Linked DNA regions of Homo sapiens: region 1 is linked to region 2. Evidence: chromatin contacts called from ENCODE Hi-C or POLR2A ChIA-PET data. All regions are on one chromosome and are shown on one strand. Each heading gives the region's core, a stretch centred on a gene start or an enhancer-like site at or near the end of the contact. The rest is flanking DNA. Distances are from core to core; before and after follow the strand shown. Region 1 holds the start of RNPEP (arginyl aminopeptidase). Region 2 overlaps TNNI1 (troponin I1, slow skeletal type).

Region 1 (6,358 bases), core at 3,424-5,923, 580 kb after region 2:
ACTCTTTCTTTTCCTTTTTTTTTTTTTCAGACAAAGTCTCACTCTGTTGCCCAGGCTGGAGTGCAGTGGCACAATCTCAGCTCACTGCAACCTCCGCCTCCCGGGTTCATGTGATTCTCCTGCCTCAGCCTCCTGAGTAGCTGGGATTACCGCCACCACACCGGGCTAATTTTTATATTTTTAGTAAAGATGGGGTTTCACCATGTTGGCCAGGCTGGTCTCAAACTCCTGATCTCAGGTGATCTGCCCACATCAGCTTCCCAAAGTGCTGGGATTACAGGTGTGAGCCACTGTGCCCGGCCAAGTTTTTTGCTTTTTTTTTTTAAACTACATATTTCCCCATTTATTGGCTTATGAGTTATATACTGTCTTCAATTTATATTACTTAAGTGGTTTCCTTTAAAACTTTAATACAGATACTTAAGATCTCACATTTATCCCTACTCTCCATCTGATAATACAAGGAGCTTAGAATGCTTTAACTTCCTGCAGCCAATTAAGCCGACTGAGTTCCTTTCCTCATGGGGGCCCAGTGTGCAATGGCTGTAAATAGCAGCTTCCTTGGTAGTGTATGCAGCCTGTTTGTTGTATGGGTTGCTCTAAGGGACCTTGGAGACAGTCCTTTCAGATGGATGTTCATGTTTCTGACCTTACACTACCCCAATGTAGGCTCCAAACTGGCATGCGAGGTGCCTTTGGAAAGCCCCAGGGCACTGTGGCCAGGGTTCACATTGGCCAAGTTATGTCCATCCACACCAAGCTGCAGAACAAGGAGCATGTGATTGAGGCCCTGCGCAGGGCCAAGTTCAAGTTTTCTGGCCGCCAGAAGATCCACATCTCAAAGAAATGGGGCTTCACCAAGTTCAATGCCAATTAATTTGAAGACATGGTGGCTGAGAAGCGGCTCATCCCAGATGGGTCAAGTACATTCCCAATCATGGCCCTCTGGACAAGTGGCGGGTCCTGCACTCATGAGGGCTTCCACTGTGCTGCCCCCTCTTAATACTCACCAATAAATTCTACTTTCTGTCCACCTAAAAAAAAAAATGCTTTAACTTCAGTTACCCCTCTCTCTTATGTACTTTTAGTCTGTTATTTTAGTTTTATCCTGATTCCCTCACATAAACATTATTAGTATATTATTAGTGTTGTTTTATACAGTTGTTTAAATTTATCTACTTTTTTTGCTCACTGTTCCTTTTTGCATCTCATTCTTTCCTTCAGTGATTCCTTTCCTTCTTGAAATAATTCCTGGCCTGGCACAGTGGCTCACGCCTGTAATCCCAGCACTTTGGGAGGCCGAGGCAGGCGGATCACCTGAGGTCAGGAATTCGAGACCAGCCTGGCCAACATGGTGAAACCCCGTCTCTACTTAAAATACAAAAATTAGCCAGGCATGGTGGCAGGCGCCTGTAATCCCAGCTACTCAGGAGGCTGGGGCAGGAGAATTGCTTGAACCCGGGAGGCGGGGGTTGCAGTGAGCTGAGATCGCACCATTGCACTCCAGCCTGGGGGACAAGAGCGAGACTTCATCTCAAAAAAAAAAAAAAAAAGAATTCCTTTAGAATTTCTTCGTTAGGAGTCTATGGATGGTAAATACTCTCAATTTTTATCTAAAAATCTGTTTTCCCTTACTTTTTAACAGTAGTTCATTTTTAATTTTATTTATTTTTATAAAGACAGGGTCTCCCTGTGTTGCCCAGGCTGGTCTGGAACTCCTTGGCTAAAGAGATCTTCCTGCCTCAGCCTCCTAAAGTGCTGGGATTATAGGCTTGAGCCACTGCACATGACCAAATAATAGTTTAGTTGGGTATACAATTCCAATTTGACAGTTGGCTTTTTTTTCTCAGTATTTTGAAGATAATGTCTCCAGCTTGTATGTTGCTAATGAGAGGTCTGCCCTTGGTCCAATTTCTTATTTTGAGACGGAGTTTTGCTCTTGTTGCCGAAGCTGGAGTGCAATGGCGTGATCTCGGCTCACCACAACCTCCGCCTCCCAGGTTCAAGTGATTCTCCTGCCTCAGCTTCCGGAGTACCTGGGATTAAAGGCATGCGCCACCATGCCTGGCTAATTTTGTATTTTCAGTAGAGACAGGGTTTCTCCATGTTGGTCAGGCTGGTCTCGAACTCCCAACCTCAGGTGATCCGCCCGCCTTGGCCTCCCAAAGTGCTGGGATTATAGGTGTGAGCCAACATACCTGGCACCTTGGTCCAATTTCTAATTGCCATTCTTTTGTAGATAATCTGTCTCTTTTCTTCCACTGCTGTAAGATCTTTATGTCTTGGTTTTCTTCAATTTAACTAAAACATGTCTATAGGTAGCTTTATTTTTATTTTTGCTAATAATTTATTGTAACTTTTTACTGTTTTTTTTTTTTTTTTTTGAGACAGGGTCTCACTCTGTCATGCAGGCTGGAGTGCAGTGGCGCAATGTTGGCTCACTCCAACCTCTGCCTCCTAGGCTCAAGCAATTCTCCTGCCTCAGCCTCCCGAGTAGCTGAGATTACAGGTGTGTGCCACTACTGCCCGGCTAATTTTTTGTATTTTTAGTAGAGATGGTGTTTCATAATGTTGGCCAGGCTGATCTTGAACTCCTGAGTTCAAATGATTCACCAGCCTCAGCCTCCCAAAGTGCTGGGATTACAGGCATAAGCCACTGCACTCGGCCCTGTAACTTTTAAATCTATAGAATCAGGAATGGAAAATTTGTGGCCATTATTTTGAAATGTCCAACATATGTTGCATTCTAAGCATTCACAAATAAATAATAAATAATGAAAATGAACTGGGGGAGAGGTGGGCTGTGCCCACAGTGTCCCCTTTCTACAATCCTGAATTCTCTGAATTCCTGAATCTCTCCACTGTAAGTTATTACAGGCCATCTACAGGCCAGTTCTGAGGCAAACTAGACAGTGTGGGAGCCATGCAGGGAGGCGGAAGTGGAAATGAGGTTCCTGGTATTCCCAGGAAGAAGTAAGGCTATAAGGGGAAATAATATAATTCCTAAAATCTTTTTTTTTTTTTTTTTTGAGACAGGGTCTTTCTCTGTTGCCCCAGCTGGAGTGCAGTGGTATGATCATGGTTCACTGCAGCCTTGACCTCCTGGGCCCAAGCAATACCCCTACCTCATCCTCTGAGTAGCCAGGACCACAGGTGTGCATCACCACACCCAGCTAATTTTTTAAAATGTTTTTGTAGAGAGGGGGTCTCCCTCTGTTGCGTAGCCTCATCTTGAACTCCTGGGCTCAAGCGATCCTCCTGCCTCAGCTTCCCAAAGTGTTGGGATTACAGGCGTGAGCCACCACACCCAGCCTAAAATCTTTTACCCTTTAGCTAAGGATGACATCCTCTTCCTCTGTCAATATTTAACTAGAAGGATCAGGCTAGGCATCTCTTCGTTGTGCTCCCCAGCATCCTTTTCTTCCCGTATCAAGCGCAGCACGTGGAAGTGTCGTGACCTGTTTTCTTGTGCGTCTGCTAAAATGTGAGTTAGGCTATGAACACCATAGGAAGAGGAATTGTGCCGGACTTATTCAAACTGTACCCCAGGCACTTAGCTTAACAACTGGTGTCTAGCAGATACTCAGCAAAAGTGCATTGCATCGAAGACTGAATAATTTCAAGATAGGAGTATTCAACGTCTAATATGTACCAAGCGCTGTTCTCAATGCTACAGAAAAGCAGGTTTCTAAGGTTTCTGGAGTTAAACAAAAAACCCTGACATTGAACTTACATGGAATATTAAAGTCATTATCTACCATAAGCATTATTTCATGAAATAAAATAATTTCAACTCTACAAAACTAGGAAGCACAGAACGGAATACTATTTCCCTTAATGAAAAACTCCCTACATTGTTCTTTTTAAAAATCTCATTTCCTAGCTGAACGGTAAAAACATCATCATTGATTAGCTCCTATTCATAGAAGGCCCATTGCAACCCACTGGTACAGAAGAGAAACAAAGTATTCAGCGGAGAATACCCTAGCTCAATAAGCGGTACAATACAGTAAGGGAAATAGAAGTGACATGCGATGGACAGCCAGGCCTTAAATTGCGCGGTGCTGATTCCTGTCCCTTAACCCAACAATAGAAAGATAGGCGTGCCTGGAGTTGCTGGGGGACGAGGCTCGATCCAGTGTGAATTCCGTGAAGTTGTGCAGGGTTTCACTGTTTGCTGAGTGTGTTAGACAGGTTACCTGGTAGAGTTCTCACATTACTTCGTGAGATACACAGATATTATGACTCTATTATACTGGTGCAGAAAAAGGCTCGGGAAGATTCATGTTTCTTGTGCGACTTGCCCAAGGTGACACACAGTTCTAACAACTGGCCTATCGCAGGGTGTGAGATCTGGAACTCAGACCTTCCCAGCCAGGGCTCAGTCCACGCCACTGCCTAGATGAGGCAGCAGGAAGGGTCAGCAGAGAAGGGTGCCCCACCGGGACGACTGGAACACCTCAGTAGGATATGGGTGGGCAAACGTGGGCCACACGATCCCACCGGCCTCTTTTGTCCTAAGTCCCGAGGCACGGGTGCAGCTAGAAGAGTGGGCGGTAAAGCGCAGGGAGGGGATGCGGTCGGGAGCAGATTTCGGGGGCGGGGCCCGCGCGGCGGGGGCGGGCCCGCGGCGCTCGGGGCGGGGCTCCCCTCGGGTTCGCGGCCCGGCCGGTGAGCAACGGCTCTGCGGCCATGGCGAGCGGCGAGCATTCCCCCGGCAGCGGCGCGGCCCGGCGGCCGCTGCACTCCGCGCAGGCTGTGGACGTGGCCTCGGCCTCCAACTTCCGGGCCTTTGAGCTGCTGCACTTGCACCTGGACCTGCGGGCTGAGTTCGGGCCTCCAGGGCCCGGCGCAGGGAGCCGGGGGCTGAGCGGCACCGCGGTCCTGGACCTGCGCTGCCTGGAGCCCGAGGGCGCCGCCGAGCTGCGGCTGGACTCGCACCCGTGCCTGGAGGTGACGGCGGCGGCGCTGCGGCGGGAGCGGCCCGGCTCGGAGGAGCCGCCTGCGGAGCCCGTGAGCTTCTACACGCAGCCCTTCTCGCACTATGGCCAGGCCCTGTGCGTGTCCTTCCCGCAGCCCTGCCGCGCCGCCGAGCGCCTCCAGGTGCTGCTCACCTACCGCGTCGGGGAGGGACCCGGGGTGAGTGCGCCCCAGACTGCGCCCGCCGCTGCCTGCCTGCCCTTCCGGCCCCCAGCCGCCCTGCACCCTCACCTACCCCACCCGGGAGGAGGGACAGGGAGGACCCTTCCAGAGCGTCCCTAGAGGGGCCTACTCCCCGCGCGCCGCCTCTAGGCCTCCTCCCCTTGCTTCCTCTTTTCCTCCCGGGCTGCCTGGTTTCCTTCTGGACTTCCTCCAGCCACTGGGCGGTGCATCCTTCACCCTTTCCGTCCTTCCGCGTCTCCTCCCTGGCCCTGGAGGCTTGTCCAGATTGCGCCGCATTCCCGCTCATCGCACACTGCCGTTTCTAACATTTTCCGTGGCTTTCTAGATGACCTGTTGTTCATGCACTTCACTTAGTGCCCTCTTGGACTTTTGGGCCGAGGTACCTGATTATCAGCCACCTTATCTCTGCTTTATGGTGGCTCTAGAATTAGCCAGATGTTGATCTAGCTCTTTGTTCTGTGTTGCCTTCTAGTTCCACGGTTAAAGCTCTTATCTTTGTTTTTGTTTCCTCCTGTGAAGTCCTGGATTTGATTAACGAAAGAATTTGAGTAAAAGTGAGAACTGGAATTAGGGTGCTATAAGCATTATAATAATTTGGCCTTCTCACTGTTGGTTAACTCTTTAATTTTTTTTCGGGACGGGGCAAATATTGGAAATAAGAGGATGGAGTTATGTGGCTTATGTCTGTAAGAGTCAGAAAATCCTTCCTGGAGAGTCCTTAGGCTGTGGCTGCCAGTTATCTCTCAGGTAGAGTTGGTTGCAAGTTTCATAGTAAACTGCTTGCTTACAGTTTAATCTTTTATTTATTTATTTGAGGCAGAGTCTCACTCTCGTCCAGGCTGGAGTGCAGTGGCAAGATCTCGGCTCACTGCAACCTCTGCGTCGTGGGTTCGAGCGATTCTCGTACCTCACCCTCCCTAGTAGCTGGGACTACAGGCGTGCGCCACCACACCCGGCTAATTTTTGTATTGTTTAGTAGAGACAAAATTTCACCATTTTGGTCAGGCTGGTCTCGAACTCCTGACCTCGTGATCCGCCTGCCTCGGCGGCCTCCCAAAGTGCTGGGATTACAGGCGTGAGCCACTGCGCCCGGCCCACAGCTTGGTTTTATACATTAGGGAGACATGATACATCAGTCAGTATATGTAAGAAGTACATTGGTTGGGTCTGAAAAGGTGGGACAACTTGCAGCAAA
Region 2 (6,525 bases), core at 3,460-5,959:
GTCCCTGGATCCTCTGACCCGGGGCCTGACACTGTCAGGGAAGCTGCTGTCTCCCTAGGGACCTACTGAATGTTCTTCCCATGGCTGGTCAGTGCTGACACCTCAACACAGGAAGAGAAATACTCCTATGAAGTCATCTGAAGCCTGGTCATGCCAGGGACACTTCACGAAGGCAGGAACAGTCCTGTTTCTAAAAGCCCAAAATCTAACAGCCTCTCTACAGATATAAAAGCCCAAAGACATGGAAAGTTTGTATGCAGACAACCCTAGAAGTAAGGAAAAGTGAATGACATATATGTCAATGCCCAGAAAGTTCCTTGAGATCAGACACTGTACATTTATGGGATACTTTCTAAGTGCCAGCTACTGTACTTGGTGCTGGATCAGTGCATCCATTTCCCGGGGCTCCCGTGATGAAGTGCCACAAACTGGATGGCTTTAAACAACAGAAGTTTACTCTCTCACAGTTCTGAAGGTTAGAAGTCTGCCATGAAGATGTGAGCACAGCCAGCCTCTCTCCAAAGGCTCCAGAGGAGAATCCTTCCTTGCTTCTTCCCAGAGCTCCTTGGCATACAGCTGCATTACTCCAAGATTTGCCTCTCTTGTCACACAGCATTCTGCCTGTGTCTCTTGTTTGTGTTCAAGTATCCCTCCACCCTAATTTAGTATGACCTCATTTTAGCTTGATTATGCCTGCAAATACCCTATTTCCAAATGAGGTCACATTCACAGGTACCAGAAGTTATGAATTGAACACATCTTTTTTGGGATGTGTTCTACCCATTATAATTCATTCTACCCACTATAATCACAAGTGGCTTTGACATTCAGTGACACAAAGATGATAAGGACTCGGTTCCTGACCTCAGGACATTCTCAGTCTATCAGTGAAGACAAACACATGCTGGTGAACACACACACATACACAAGCACACATATACCCCGAGCCTCATTCAAGTCAGACTGTGATTAAAAATGGAAATTGTGTCATCAGGAGGGATTGGGGAAGTCTTCACACAAGAAAGAACATCTAAGTTGGGCCTTGAAGGGTAAGTGGAATTCAACTGTCAGAAAGGGTGTAAGGGCATCCAGCTATAGGACACAGCATAAACAAAGACATTGGGACATAAACATGAAAGGTGTGTGTGGAACAGAGAGAAGACTAGTCTGCGTGAAGCATTGAGCCCCTTCCAAGGCTGAAAAGAAAGGTTGGAGACAGGTAGTAAGGACTTTGTGTGTTGTGCTAAAGAGTCAGTCAGCCTTGGCCGGTTATGGAGACTCACACGTGTAATCCCAGCATTTTAGGAGGCTGAGGCGGGCAGATCACTTGAGGTCAGGAGTTCAAGACCAGCCTGGGCAACATGGCAAAACCCCATCTCTACTAAAAATACAAAAAATGAGCTGGGCGTGGTGGCACACATCTGTAATCCCAGCTATTTGGGAGGCTGAGGCAAAAGAATCACTTGAACCTAGGAGGCAGAGATTGCAGTGTGCCAAGATCACACCACTGAACTGCACTGCACTCCAGCCTTGGCAACAGAGCAAGACTCTGTCTCAAAAAAAAAAAAAAGCCTTTATCCTGTAGAATTAAGTTGAATATAGAAAATGAGAAGGGTTTGGAGGCAGTGTGGCAAGAGATCACACTGGAAGGGAGACAGCTTAGGGGGCTATTTTTTATAGTCAACAAAAGAAATGAAGGCCCTGAGCAAGGGCACCAGGAGGATGGGGAGGAGAAGGTGTTGGCAGGAGTTTTGGAAGGCTGGATGGCCAGGACTGAGTTGATTGACTACGGCTTGTGAGGGAGGAGAAATCTAGGTGACTCCCATCTCCCTGCTGGAGGGACTGGGTGAATGAGATGCCATTGATGAGACAGGGATGTGAGAGCAGGAGATCTAGGGAGGGGTGACTTTAGACCACCGAGGGTTTCTCAGCCTCAGCATTATGGCCATTTCAGCCTGATAATTCCTTGTCGGGGGCTGTCTGTGCATTGTGAGATGGTCACCAGCATCCTTGGCCTCTACTCATTTGAATTTAACATCCCTGAAGACAGCCGGATGGAGCTGCCCAATAGATGGTTGGGTGTTGGAGCGGGGGAGCTCAGGAGACAGCTTTGCATTGTGTTTTCCATAGCATGCAAGGGCCCTTGCTGAGTAGGAAGGAGGAGGGAATGACTCCTTGTGAGCAGCGAGGTTGGAGTTCAAGTTATCTGTGCCCATGCCCTGGCTCCCCAAGCATCTTGTGGGTGCCTTGAGAAGAAAAAGAATGTCTTATTTGCCTCAGTATCCCCTCAATACTATGCCTGGCAGAGTTGGTGCTTAATAAAGGTTTAGAGAATTGCACTAACTTGATTTGGAAAGAACAGGAAAACCCAAATAGCCTGAGAGCCCCTGCCAAGAGTAACATTTGGAAGCTGAGTCAGGAAGAAGCTGAGATCAGGTGAGGTTAAGTATCCAGGATCTCTGGTCTCCAGGATCTGCCAAAACCAGGATGTGGAGCATCAGCAACTGTCATAGTTGTTGATGGGAGTGTAAGTGGTACAACTAGCAAAGGTGGGGATGTCATTCTTGTCGACCCAACAGTTGCACTCCTGGGTAGAGAAGCTCTTGAACATGAGCATCAGAAGTGAGACTCATGAATATTCAAATCAGCACAATTGGTAGTGGCAGAGATCTAAATGTCTATCAGCAGGAAAGGGAATGAATGGTGTTTTCATCATTTCATCATTTCATGGCAGTGAAAATGAATGAACTACAATTATCAATAGGGATGAATTTACAACCTTAACATTGAAGGGGAAAAAGCAAAATGCATGCACTTAAGTAAGGTTTACAAAAAGATCCAAAACTGAATGATGTATTAGGAATTCATAAATACGTAGTAACATTATGAAGAGAACCAAGAGAATAACAAACACAAAATTGAGGATTGTATTTACCTTTGTGGAGAGGAAGGGGTTGTGATTGGGGAGGGACGCATAAGGGCTTCAAAAGTATGTGCCATATCCTAGTTCTTAAAATGAGTGGTTGGCAGATGGGTGTTCACTTTACGATTCTTTATACGTACATTAAAAACGTATGCGTGTCCTGGTTACTTCCTCCAGGGACATTCCACCAGGCAGGGCTTAGCACAACTGGGAATTCCCTGGTCAAAGTCAGGGAATTTCAAGATTTTTCAGCCAGTGGTTGGGCAAGGGGTCATCTCTCTCGTCCCCTCCCTCGAGGTTCTGAGGAGCCTCAGAACAGACGTTCAACCTCTGGAATCCCCCAGAAAAAAGACTCATAGGGCAGCTTCCCCTTTCTCGGACAGGACAGAGTGGAGATCCAGGGGGATCCCCAGCCCCAACCAGCTGGCTCGAGGTCACATCCTGATATTTCAGTTCTGTTCCCATTCATGTGTCTCAGCTGAGCAACTGCCATGCTTGTGGCACTCTTAGGGGAAGGGAAGAAATGAATGAGGTGATAAGACCCACGCCCTAAAGAATCCAGGGCAGTAAGCTCCCTGGCTTTCGGTTTTTACAAACTAATAATATTGTGTAATATAAATACTGACATTGTGCTGCCACCATTTTATTTTGTGAAGTAAGAGCATTAGAAAACAATTGCCACCTACTGTCCTCCTATTCCATAAGTAAGGGCTAATTTAATACTCCAGTAATAAAACAAAGGCATGCATGCTTTTAGATCAGAGGAAGGTCGTTTCCACTGAATACATTTAGCTTTATGAAAATCTCACTACATTTGTGGCCCTGGTTTCCTCCTTGTGGGGTGGAGCAGTTGAAATTTAGGTCACAAAGAGCCAGTCAGGAGAAGAGCATCTGGGAGGCACTAGTACAGGGGACACACAGGTGTCTGTGACACTCAGGGCGGGCAGACAGGTCATCACCCTGCATTCTGCATGCCCACGCATACACACCATGCTCACCCCTTCTGATGAACAGGCACAAGCGTTCACACACACGCTCCTCCCCCAGGGGCTCCCAGGTTGGAACACCTCCCCTGACTGCCAGGCAAAGCCATACCTCTCTCCTGAACCCAGGGCAAAGGGCCAGGCTCACCCAGCCTGTGCCAACCAGTGAGAGAGGCCAATGGTTGGCACTGGAGCCAGTTGGGGTGCTGAGTTGAGGCCAGAGATGGGCAGCCTGTTCAGATCCCTGGGCGTTTGCCTCTGGCCAGGAGACCAAAGCCCTGTCCACATCCAATTTCCTCAGACTGGGAGTCTGGGGACCTACTTCCTAGCTCCAGTTAGGTTTGTGACCTTGAGCAAGTCACCCTCCCTCTCTGGTCCTTCGGACATTGACCGCAGTGCTCTGGGCCAGTGCTATGGGGTTTTCGAGGCTCACCCTGCTCAGCCTTCGTCTCAGGGGACCCACAAGCCAGCCTAGAAGTGTGTCTTGGAAGGAAGAGAAAACCCTTGCCCGTCACCTTTAATGAAAGACCCACAGGCAGACAAGCTTTGGGGATGTCTGAGGAAAGAGACCTGATGGGGGTCAGGAGCAGAAGCTGCCATTAGCACTGGTCCCAGCGAACTGTCCTGGGCTTCCGCAGCTTGGTCACCCACCTGGAACGAAGCTAACCCCCCCGCCCCCGGCTGCCCAGCCCAGAGACTTGTGGGGAGTATGACTCACTTCGCGGGGGGCCATTGTGGCTAATGTTTAACTCTGCCCCTCCTTCAGCAAGGCACTTTAGCCCCAGCAGCCCTTAGCGCTGGGCCCTGCCCTGATCATGCCTGCTGCTGAGTGGGCTCAGACACACAGCTGAGCTTGGCCTCCTTGCGCCGTGGGGACCGGGCACCCTGTGGGGAAAGGTGGGAGCAACAGCTGGTCTCCCAAGGGCTCTGGGACAGGCAAGAGTGTAGCAGGTGGCATCCTGCCCTGGTCATTCCTACCAAGCAGAGAGGAGCACCAGGCCCATCTCCACCAGCTGCAGAGAGAGGGGGTGCCCACCCAGCTATTGTGTGCTGATTAGTAATAGATATCCCCCAAGTAGCACCCTATCCCTCCACTCTCAGCCAGGGCCCCATGTTGGAGGAAGGCCTCACCTTAGCCCATCTGTATGTCACCTGCATCTCCTTTGAATGTTTCCCCTTTGGTGCGGGTGTGTGGGGACTCCCCAGGTGCATATGCAGGACCCTCGACCCCCAGCTGTGTCCTTCCAAGAAAGTTGGGCTCTGTTAAGGCCAGTCTGATCTCAGAAAAGGGCAACCCCAAGGCAGAGTGACCTGAGATCTAGTCTCCAGTCTGCAGCTAGCAAACCCTGTAACTTAGAGTGAGCTACTTGAACTCTCCAGGCCTCCATTTCCTCATCTGTAAATTTGAGCTAACAAATGTACCATTTTTGTGAGAATGCAATGATATAACTCAGATAAAGCATTTAACATCACATATTACTATTATTGAAATGCTGTTATTAAAATAGTCGATAAGAGTATGGATTCTAACAGACTTCTTGGGTTGAATCCTGGGACCACCACTTATTAGCTGTGTGATCATGAAAAGTCCCTAACCTCTCTGTGCCTCAGTTTTCCCCACTGTACCATGAGAATAGTAGCTGTACCTTTCTCCTAGGGTTGTTGTGAAAGTTAAATAAATTAAGGTGTACATGCTGGTGCCTGACGCATAAGTGTGCTACATGTGTGAGCTGTTACTCAGTGGCAGGCCCCAGCTCCCAGCTCTACTGGTGTTGTCTCCATGGTGAGAGAAGACTGGAGTAGAATCAGGGCTCTCCAGAGGCCAGGCCCCCAGCCCAGGCCCCATTCTTGGCTACAACAGCCCCTTCCATAGATCCCTCTCCCACCCCCAAGCTCTCCTTCCCCTTGTCCACAGGGCCTCTCAATCCTTGCGCTCCAGATATGTCTATGCCTATATTCGCCCTTGCTCCATCCTCACAGGAGATGAATTAGGTCTGTTGCTGCCTGGAAGCAGAAGGAGGAACCCGATGACCTCCAGGAACCCTCTGGTTGGCTCTTCTGCCCCTCCTAGAGGGCCACTGGCTTAGGTGTGTTGAGTGGGCCCCACCTCCTCCTCCCATGGGTCTTCTGCACCCACGTGTTTGCTTTGAGTCAGGCCCAGAGCAGGTCTCCTGCCTTTACATGACTGGGTGGATACCCCAATCTGCCAGGGCCCCAGGTTAATAGTTGACTGCAAAACTGGGATTTGACTCTGGAACTTGGGGCCAGGCTCTAGGGAAGAGCTGGAAAGAGGTGAAACAAGGAGATCGCTTTGGATCCAGGCCAACCGGAGGAGCCCTGTGAGGCGGGGAAGAGTGGGTTTCTGTGGCTGCCTGGGCATGAAGGCATGAAGCCTAACCCCATCCTCTGTGGCCTGGACCAGCCCTGTCAGGTTCTCCAACTTCGTGCATTGAGACTGGGTGTGTCCGTGCCTACGGGTTTCTGTGTGTGATTGGGGTTGTGCTTTTTGCACACATCTGCCTCTCTGCCCACTGACCTATTTATAGCAAGAACCCTGGGCAGAGTGCTGCTTCCCCTAAGGTAGCCCAAGTTGCTGGTTCCCACTGCCATGCTTTCTGA

Evidence for each region. Hi-C counts contacts between places; a loop is a spot of excess contacts on that map. ChIA-PET counts read pairs that join two places held with the same protein, here RNA polymerase II (POLR2A). Pooled maps may share reads with other maps.
Region 1: a loop to region 2 is called in a pooled map, with 2.1 times the contacts of the local background. The contact joins the promoter of RNPEP here to the enhancer-like site in region 2. A Hi-C loop is called at or near these places in 1 of 50 pooled maps. POLR2A ChIA-PET finds 5 or more read pairs at or near these places in 2 of 52 experiments (MCF 10A and OCI-LY7).

Annotation. Positions count from the first base shown.
Region 1 is chr1:201,977,975-201,984,332 of GRCh38, forward strand. It overlaps RNPEP (arginyl aminopeptidase), which reads left to right and starts at 4,674. Exons shown (of 11, transcript NM_020216.4): 1 at 4,674-5,139. The coding sequence starts at 4,693. SNORA70H (small nucleolar RNA, H/ACA box 70H) reads left to right here and starts at 487; the gene lies at 487-621. It also overlaps the pseudogene RPL10P4. RefSeq lists an enhancer at 4,310-4,369 and a silencer at 4,580-5,259.
Region 2 is chr1:201,400,947-201,407,471 of GRCh38, forward strand. TNNI1 (troponin I1, slow skeletal type) reads right to left here. Exons shown (of 9, transcript NM_003281.4): 9 at 2,838-6,525. It overlaps LOC101929343 (a long non-coding RNA gene), which reads left to right. Exons shown (of 2, transcript XR_241172.3): 2 at 1-5,423. Among named protein-coding and RNA genes, the nearest start is that of LAD1, 4.9 kb to the left of the region's middle. RefSeq lists an enhancer at 3,313-3,362. Within about 2 kb of position 4,710, at least 6 of the 41 ENCODE cell types and tissues checked have a DNase peak (open chromatin) inside an H3K27ac peak, as active enhancers do.